Linked DNA regions of Homo sapiens: region 2 is linked to region 1. A link is a loop called in an ENCODE intact Hi-C map of the cell type or tissue named here. Cell type or tissue: Caco-2. All regions are shown on one strand.

Region 1 (5,000 bases):
AGACAGGGTTTCATCATGTTGGCCAGGCCAGTCTCAAACTCCTGACATAAGTGATCCACTAACCTCGGCCTTCCAAAGTGCTGGGATTACAGGCGTGAGCCACCGTGCCTGGCTATATCAATAAAAATCTACCAAGGGACTACCATATGCATACATCAAAAATATCTATCACTCAGAGGATGGCCTCCCACCCTGGCTTCAAGTATCTGCTAACTGTAAAGGGCCCTAAACTCTGAAACCCAATCCTTCACCTCTTTGGCTGAGCAACCTAGCATTTCAGACAATTCAGCTGATCCTTTCATACTAACAACTGATCAACTATACAGCTAGAGAATTCTTTTTTTTATATTTTTTGTTTGTTTTTGGGTTTTTTGTGCGAGTTTTGTGTGTGTGTGTGTGTGTTCTGTTTTGTTTTTGAGATGGAGTCTTGCTCTGTCGCCCAGACTGGAGTGCACTGGCGCAATCTTGGCTCACTGCAACGTCTGCCTCCCAGGTTTAAGCAATTCTCTGCCTCAGCCTCCAGAGTAGTTGGGATTACAGGTACGTGCCACCACGCCCAGCTAATGTTTTGTATTTTTTTTTTCAGTAGAGACAGGGTTTCACCATCTTAGCCAGGGTGGTCTTGGACTCCTGACCTCGTGATCCACCCACCTCAGCCTCCCAAAGTGCTGGGATTACAGGTGTGAGCCACCGTGCCCGGCCGTGTGCATGTGTTTTGAGATGGAGTCTTACTCTGTCACCTAGGTTGGAGTGCAGTGGCACAACCTTGGTCTCCTGGGTTCAAGCGATTCTTCTGCCTTAGCCTCCCAAGTAGCTGGGATTATAGACACGCACCACCACACCCAGCTAATTTTTGTAGTTTTAGTACAGATGGGGTTTTCACCATGTTGGCCAGGTTGGTCTTGAACTCCTGACCTCAAGTGATCTGCCTGCCTGGGCCTCCCAAAGTGTTGGGATTACGGGCATTAGCCACCATGCCTGGCCTGTTTTTGTTTTTTTGAGACAGGGTCTCACTCTGTCGCCCAAGCTGGAGTGCCGTAGTGCAATCACAGATCACTGCAGTGTCGACTTTCCAGGCCTAAGCAATCCTCCCACCTCAGTTTCCTGAGTAGCTGGGACTATAGGCACGTGCCACCACACCCAGCTAATTCTTAAATTTTTTGTAGATAAGGGGTCTCCACATGTTGTCCTGGCTGCTCTTGAACTTCTGGGCTCAAGTGACCCGCTCACCCCAGCCTGCCAAAGTGCTAGGATTACAGGCGTGAACCACCATGCCCAGCCAAGACTTCATTCTTTCACAAAACATTAAAGAGGAATAAGCCCAACCTTTGCCCTTGATGTATTCACAGTCCAAGAAGTAGGGAGAGACAGACTATTAAATATAAAATAATATGATAAGGATAACCTTTGACATATACACAAAATGCTGTGTAAGCCCCAGAGAAAAAGACAGATTAGCTAGCTCATGAAACCTGGTAGGTTCAGCACAACCAGGCTAACTGTCTCTATCTGGTGGGGTTCAGATACTGTGGTATTCTGCGTGATTAAGATAACAAGTGAAGTCCAAAGGTTCACAGGCTACCACATTTGTAGCTCCCCATTCTCCTCTCATTCACATTCTTCCCCAACTCCTCAGCTTTGCCAAGAATTCAAGGCTAATAAGTTGAAGTGGAAACCTCACCTTTCAGGCCACCAAAGTCATAAATCAGCTGGAGATCATGCAGACACTGGATATGGTTAGCCTGACAAGGGTGGCACACTTTGGGCAGTGAAGTGAAAGTAGATGTTGGCTCTAACAGCTGCTACAGCTGCTGCCTGCCCTTTACCCCCACCCCTCATCAGAAAGCACAACCTCCTGGCCAGCTGAGTTGATAAGCTTTTTTTTTTTTTTTTTTTTTTTTTTGGAGACAGTTTCACTCTGTTGCCCAGGCTGGAGTGCAGTGGCGCAATCTCAGGTCACTGCAACCTCTACCTTCCAGGTTCAAGCGATTCTCATGCCTCAGCCTCCCAAGTAGGTGGGGCTACAAGTGCAGCCACCACGCCCGGCTAATTTTTGTACGTTTAGTAAAGATGGGGTTTCACCACGTTGACAAGGCTGGTCTCGAACTTCTGACCTCAAGTTATCCAACTGCCTCGGCCTCTCAAAGTGCTGGGATTACAGGCGTGAGCCACCGCACCTGGCCAAAAACCTTTTTAAATTAAACTTTTCAAATTTGGGAGCAACTAAGTTTGCTTCTTTGGTTCTTCAATTGCTATCCCATCAAATTCCTATTTTTCAGTCTGGCTTCCTCCCTCTCTGGCCCTCCTCTCTCACTCTTTCCTATATGCACTGCAGCTTTCCATATACTCAAACTTTTTACCCATCTTTAAAGATCCAATCTAGGTGTCACCTCCTCCAGAATCTTTCAGAACAGAACTATCCTCTATGAACTCCTAAGGCCTTTACAGCCCATACAGTTCATGTGCTGATCATATCTAAACATCTATAAAATCTCCCTTGAGTTTTTCATTGCCATAGTGCCTTAGTTCAGACTTTATCCCTTGCTCTTTCTCTAACAATTGGAGTGGCCTCCAAAATGATCTCCCCGACTCTAACTTTGCCAGCACAGATTCATGACACAGCAGCAGCCACAGTGATCTTTATTAGACACACACCTGATTGCATCATCCTACTACTTTGACAAACTTTGATGACTTTCTATTGCCTTGGGGTTAAAGTTCAAACTCCTTAGTAGGACACACAAAGGACTTCATAATATGGCCCAACCAGCGACCTTATTTCACCACTCTCCACCAAATGGCTTACATTCCAGCCACATTGAACTATCTATCTCTTTCATCCCTCAGTGCTTTCTTTGGCTGCTGCCGTCTTTTCTCTCTAGAATTCTCTACTCACCTTCACTCCTTCACTGCCCAATTCCTTTTTTTTTTTTGAGACAGGTCTTTGTCACTCAGGTTGTAGCGCAGTGGCTTGATCATAGCTCACTGCAGTCTCAACCTTCTGGGCTCAAGGGATCCTCCTGCCTCAGCCTCCTGAGTAGCTAGGACTATAGGCACATGCCACCATGCCTGGGTAATTTTTGTTATTTTCTGTAAAGATGAGGTCTCTACAAACTTCTGGGCTCAAGTGATCCTCCGGCGCTGGCCTCCCAAAGTGCTCGGATTACAGGTGTGAGCCACCATGCCTAGCCATATCATCCATTTTAAGTAAGAAATTCAATTATTGTTAGTATATTTAAAATAAGATGCAACCAGCCAGGCACAGTGGCTCAAGCCTGTAATCTTAACACTTTGGGAGGCCAGGCAGGCGGGTCATCTGAGGTCAGGAGGTTGAGACCACATGGGCAACATGGTGAAACCCCGTCTCTACTTAAAATACAAGTTAGCCAGGTGTGGTGGCGCATGCCTGTAATCCCAGCTACTAGGGAGGCTGAGGCAGGAGAATTGCTGGAACCCAGGAAGCGGAGGTTGCAGCAAGCCGAGATCATGCAACTGCACTCCAGCCTGGGTGACAGAGCGATACTGTCTCAAAAAAAAAAAAAAAAAAAAGAGCCAGAGCACCTGTAATCCCAGCTACTTAGGAGGCTGAAGCAGGAGAACCACTTGAACCCGGGAGGCAGAGGCTGCAGTGAGCTGAGACTGCACCACTGCACTCCAGCCTGGGTAACAGAGGGAGATTCTGTCTCCAAAAACATAATAATAATAAATAAAATAAGATGCAACCATCTTATTTTAAATCATTTCCGTCACTCTAAAAAAAAAAAAAAAACCTCATGCTCATTTACTAACTCCTCATTCCCATCCCCAAGCCCTGGTAACCATTAATTTCTTTTATACTGCTATATATTTGCCTTTTCTGGACCTTTCATACAAATGAATTCATTCAGCAGCTGAATGTGACAGCATATGCCTGTAAACCCAGCTACTCTGTGGAGGGTGACAGGGGAAAATCCTGTGAGTCAGGAGTTACAGACCAGCCTGGGCAACACGGCAAGACCTTATCTCAAAAATAAATAAATAAATTCATTCATTGAGTATGTGATCTTTTGTGACTGTCTTCTTTCACTCATCAAAATGTTTTCAAGGATCACCCATCACCCATGTTATAGCACTTATCAGGAGTTCACTCCTTTTCTTACTAAATAATATTCCATTGCATAGGCAGACACATTTTATTTATCCTTTCATCAGAGGATAGACATTTAGGTTATTTCTACTTGGGGCTATTATGAGTAATGTTCCTATCAATATTTGTGTATAAGTTTCTGTGCGGATTTTTCTTTTCTTTTCTTTTCTTTTCTTTTTTAAGGCAGAGTCTTACTCTGTTACCCAGGCTGGAGTGCAGTGGCACAAACATAACTCACTGCAGCCTCAACCTCCTGGGCTCAAGTGATACTCCCACCTCAGCCTCCCGAGTAGCAGGGACTACAGAAACGAGCCACCATGTCTGGCTATTTTTTATTTTCAGGGAAGATGGGGTTTCTCTATGTTGCCCAAGCTGGTCTTGAACTCCCGGGTTCAAGTGATCCACCCTCCTCAGCCTCCCAAAGTGCTGGGATTACAGGTGTAAGCTACTGGGCCTGGCCTTTTGCCCATTTTTTACTAGGTTATTTTTTTTATTATTGATGAGTTGTAAAAGCTCTTTATATCTTCTATAGACAAATACCTTATTAATATATGATTTGCAAACAGTTTTTCCCATTTAGCCATCCTAGTGGATCTGAAATGGTTAAAGGATCATTTGAGTCGTATTCTTCTTTGTATTTCAGAGAACTAGCTCATAATCTGGTATACTGTATGTGTTCAATAAATGACAGACAGATGTTAAATAATATTAACTGCTTTGGAAACAAGGATAAATGACTTACTTGTTCAGCATCCCCTTCACACTTCACACTTAGAACTAGACACAAAGCAAATGCTTGGGAAATACTCAGACACTGAGTAATTCTCTCTTAATTCTCTCTTGAACAAACAGTGGGGATGATATTGCAGAAGAA
Region 2 (5,000 bases), 84 kb after region 1:
CCTGCCTCAGCTTCCTGAGTAGCTGGGATTACAGGCACCCACCACCATGCCTGGCTAATTTTTGTATTTTTAGTAGAGACGGGGTTTTGCCATGTTGGCCAGGCTGGTCTTGAACTCCTGACCTCGGCCTCCCAAAGTGTTGGGATTACAGGTGTGAGCCACTGTGTCCAGCCTGCCTTTGCCTTTATATAACAATAAAATTAACTCCTTTGGGGTTTATCAACTATGCCTTCATAAATTAGTATCAATATAATATGTTCCATGCACAGAATCATATCATTGTATACAGTAAACATGGCCTTCTCCAGAAGATATAGTCAAGTACTCCAACAGATTGCATGTAATTCACCCAGTCTTATTATCAAAAGGCACAGACAGCCTTTCCCCAGAAATCTTTTAAATGTCCTAAAACGTGGATTTCTGCACCTCTGGATGAGATATCAGAGCAACATTGCCCTAAAATCTCAATGGTTAAGATATGGTCAGGTATTTATAACAACAAGCACAGCAGTAAAAAAAAAAAAAAGGGGTTATCTCTAGATCTATATCTTTCAGATAAAGAGACATAATTCATCTTTGGATTGTCAGAAGACTTTTCTGATCTATTATTTTATACGTGAAGCTGTCTTTCTTTTTGAAAGTTTACAGGCAAAGTCTCTACTTGAGTGAATTTTCTAACTCCTATTTACTTTCAACTTTAACTGATAATTTCTTTACTATAGTGGTTTTCAACTAGGGACAATGTTGCCCTCAGAGAACTTTTAGTAATGTGTAGAGATTTTTATTTGTTTGTTTATTTACTTATTTTTTGCTCACAGGTGGGAGAAATGTTTTAGAGGCAAGAGAGGCTGCTAAACATCCTACAATATAAAGGAAACATCCCCACAGCAAAAAAAAAAAACTGTTCTTCTCAAAATGTTGACAGTGCTGGAGATCAGACACATTGCTCTACTTTATATTTTATTGTCTGTCCCTGAACTTCTTTATTAAATGGCCAATATTGTATGGTAAAATCGAGAGTATCATCAGAAAGAAAATTAAGAAAAACAATCAGAATTAGAAATTAGAGGCTCCTCTGCCTATGGAATAGCCATTCTTTTATTCCTTTGCTTTCTTAATAAACTTTGTCTCACTTAAAAATAAAAAGAAATTAGATTTTCTGGACTGATTCTTTTTGTTCCTTATCTTTTTCATTTCCCTTAGCTGTTTTTTCTTCTTGCTCAGAGATAAAAAACGTTATGTCCAGGCGCGGTGGCTCACGCCTGTAATCCCAGCACTTTGGGAGGGCGAGGTGGGCGGATCACGAGGTCAGGAGATCGAGACAATCCTGGCTAACACGGTGAAACCCCGTCTCTACTAAAAATACAAAAAATTAGCCAGGCGTGGTGGCGGGCGCTTGTAGTCCCAGCTACTTAGGAGGCTGAGGCAGGAGAATGGCGGGAACCCGGGAGGAGGAACTTGCAGTGAGCTGAGATCGCGCCACTGCACTCCAGCCTGGGTGACGGAGCGAGACTCCATCTCGAAAAAAAAAAAAAAATGTTCTTTTTGCTTCAGTGAGTTGAGATGTTATATTAATTCAATGTCAAGTCTCTGAAGAAACTTTCACTAATTCACTAAGACGGATAATAAGGAATGAGTGATTTTTTTTTTTTTGCTTACATTTAATAGAAAAATTTGTACTTAACAAGGGGAAGATAATTTCATTTCAGGCAGTAATTCATTTGGATTCTAATGTCTTTGTGCTTTAACATAGAGATTGAAGAGATTCAATCTTTGAACTTCAATTTATGCCTAGAAATTTTATAAGAACACTTGTTTATATTCAAATGTGGGAAATTTTTCTTTTTTAGCATTTTAATATAGGAGGTTATTTATGACTTTTAAAGTCTCTTAATGTCATTTAATTATCAAAGAATCTCTAATGTGCTACACTGGATAATGTAGTGGCACATAACTTAAGATGACAAAGAAGAGAAGATGTAAATTTTCAGCTATGTGTAAAATGTATATGGTAAAAATTGTATTAGTGTATTATTCTGAGATTAGCTTAGAATCTGATCTCAGAGTAATATGCCGTTCATGAGGGATTCTGAGAAGATATAGAAAAAGTAATGACTAGTATTGAAGAAACAGATCCATGAAGATGAGATTAGCGTTATTTTAATAGACTCCTGACATCTCTGCATAGGGAGATAACCCATCCTCCCCTGATTCATTGACCATAAGCTTTGTGGTTAAAAAAATACAAACTCTTGAATTTTGTTTGTGAGGTAATTTGGCCTCATTCTAGATGTTTTCCATCTTTGTGACACTCATGCCATGTCATACTCCTGGTATCCTCCCTGCCCTTTAATTTTCTTGGCCCCAGGAAATGGAGTTATCTGATGGAGAGTTTGGAAAGAACTAACCAGGCATGCTGAGTTAGCAAGTCTTCAGCTCTACAGCTCCTCCTAGTGAGCCTACTTGTAGAAAGCAGGTCTTCTTTTCTACTTCTCTAGGGGCAGGGGGCAGTAGAGGGGAGACCTGCTTCAAGTGCTGGAATGACTGGAATGGTCATGCGCCTAATTCTCAGGTGCAATGTTAGCAAGGTCACATGATTAGCAGGCTTTAACCCATATTATCTAAGTAGGTCTCTATTAGTAATGAAAATGATATTTGTTCAGAACTGGATGAGGAAGCAGACTGACATTGCACTTCAAATAATCAAACACTGCCTACTGATACTTCATATTCTTATTGTTCTACATATTTAACATTTTTATCTTTTTTTCTTAGAAACATATTTTTTATAAGTACCTATAGGGTATGCGATTCTTCTGTTATTTATTTTATTCTTATAGTTCTTAAGAGGCTTGCATGTGCATCAAGAAGAAATGCTCCAGGAGGCAGTCAGTACACGTGGGATTAGGACAACATTTATTTCCAGTCAAGGAAGAATAAGAAATTGGGTTAAACAGGAGTGCAAAATTTATCCATCCATTCTGGAGTTCAAAGGACTTAACGTTTGCTCCCACCTAAGGAGATTTTCCTTTGGGAACCGGAGTTGGATAGGGCTCAAGTATCCACCACCTTCTACATTTTTTTCCTTCATTACATATACCAATGGTATCATCTAGTGTGCTGCATAGTTTGTCTCTGCACACCCCTTTCAAAGCAATACACTGTTTTTGTCCTGGAATAACGCCAGTCTTTCCTACACAGGAAGAGATTTAAGAACATCATTAATTCACTATTGAAAATATACATAAAACAATAAACCCCCAGAAGAATGGCTTTGGGAGAGGAAAGAAAACATTGTCTATATGAAAGGATCAGACTCGTAGACAGAAATAGTGCCTTTTTATGGGAAGGGAGCTAAGATTGTAGATTATATACACCCTGGAGGAAATAAGCCAATTTCTAAAATTCTTTAAAGGGACTGTCCTCCCCTAGTGCAGTACATTTTGAAATGTGTGGGACCATTTGTTCTTGCCACCATGCCTAGGGAAGGTGTCTTTGGTATTTAGCAGATAGCACAGCATTGCTAAATTTTTCACCTAAGGAATTGTCTTGCACCAAACACCAACAATGCCACCACTAAGAAACAGTTTCAAAGGAAGTATGTGTCCCTCCAAATTCCCATCTGTGCATACATCATCCCTATCAAATGGTTCATGTTCATATCTTCATCTCCTTTCATAGAAAGCCTATCAATCCTTTAGATTTTATCTAAACTAATTTCCTCATTTCAGGACTATGCAAGAAATACCTTTCCTATGTTGCTCAATACCTCATAGATAGATGGAGGAATGGATAGATAGATAGATAGATAGATAGATAGATAGATAGATAGACAGACAGACACCTGGAGAGAATTACTCACAGAGCTAAAAGGTATTTTCCCTTAAGTGTATCCACATGTTCTCTTAATTCATCTGGTTGTTGAGAAGCATATGGCTAAGGGTGTGGTCTAATTCAGTAGTTTTCTCTATGCTTACTATCCTTTCTCTTGCCTTCTCAGCACAACCATAGTTTATTTTTCCTACTGTATATCACTGCAGATGTTACATAAGAAAAACACTTTTGCTGATGTTCATTAACAGACATTAGTTCCTGAACCATCCTGTTAACACACCTGGATCTTATTTTGTTTTTACTGTCCTCTAATATACTACCTCTGGCTTCTTTGCTTCTGTAGATGAGTAACTGTTTGGTGGCCTTTTCAGCTCTCAATCTTTTTGTTGTTTTTTGTTATTGTTTTGTATTTAAACTAGGCTATCATTATTGTTTCTCTATTCTGTAGAAATAAATCCATAGCCAGAAAAACCAATGCAGCCTTTTGGAACTGAGTGCTCATAACCTATGCAAGATTGTCTTCCACTCTTGTTAGAAGCTTCAACCTAGTGCAGTCTGGTATTATACTCTACTATCAGACTAGCAGTTTATAAACTCAGGGTTTCTGTGCACCAAGAGAATATCATGATGGGGGAGTTGGGTAATATCTTGTAATATTCTCTCTTTTTTCCAAGACTATTGTGGAAGAGAAAGTGGCTGCCTTTCAGAGAGAGACCTGAAGTCTCCCCAGCCAGTTGTGGAAGGCGCTGGTTCAACTGCATTGTCTACACAGAACACAGGCTTCATGCTGAGAAGCATAGCAGACCTGTTGCTAGCTGTTGGTCTTTTCCCTGATAACTTCATCCATACATTTAACATCTGGCAACATTGTCAGACTTTTTAAATGAAGCTAAAATCGGGGGTTATTAGTACTGGGAAAGATATAGTAAGAGGCAGAGTATGGCATCAAGGAGGCCTATGCATGTGAACTTAGAGGCATCCCATGCAAAATGAGGTGGAATGTGAATCTTCAGCTGAAGCCAAAAGAGTGAACTTCCTCTCAGTAGGATGCGTAACCCACTATACTGTAGAGTTCAGCCTACTGACACAGCATGTAGCCTAAGATAGTGCCAATTCCTCTATTTGGGAGCTGTCCCTTGCTTCACTCAAAAGGAGTGGAACAATTC

The links. Hi-C counts contacts between places; a loop is a spot of excess contacts. Peaks named below come from ENCODE experiments on the same cell type or tissue, not always from the same donor. Only the 100,000 strongest peaks of a DNase experiment are listed, where the experiment ranks them.
Region 2: a loop joins it to region 1, with 11 times the contacts of the local background. A loop is called at or near these places in 1 of 110 quality-filtered maps.

What each region holds. Positions count from the first base shown.
Region 1 is chr11:71,945,417-71,950,416 of GRCh38, reverse strand. The region is part of intron 1 of RNF121 (ring finger protein 121); the gene reads right to left. Among named protein-coding and RNA genes, the nearest start is that of RNF121, 19 kb to the right of the region's middle. RefSeq lists enhancers at 1-434, 435-1,372. In Caco-2, no CTCF peak of the experiment used is centred here; DNase peaks (open chromatin) are centred at 1,146, 1,936 and 2,726.
Region 2 is chr11:71,861,673-71,866,672 of GRCh38, reverse strand. All of the region lies in intron 6 of XNDC1N-ZNF705EP-ALG1L9P (XNDC1N-ZNF705EP-ALG1L9P readthrough), which reads left to right. It also overlaps the pseudogene DEFB130C and a transcript of XNDC1N not described here. Among named protein-coding and RNA genes, the nearest start is that of DEFB131B, 14 kb to the left of the region's middle. RefSeq lists a silencer at 4,823-5,000. In Caco-2, a CTCF peak has its summit at 2,473; a DNase peak (open chromatin) is centred at 2,512.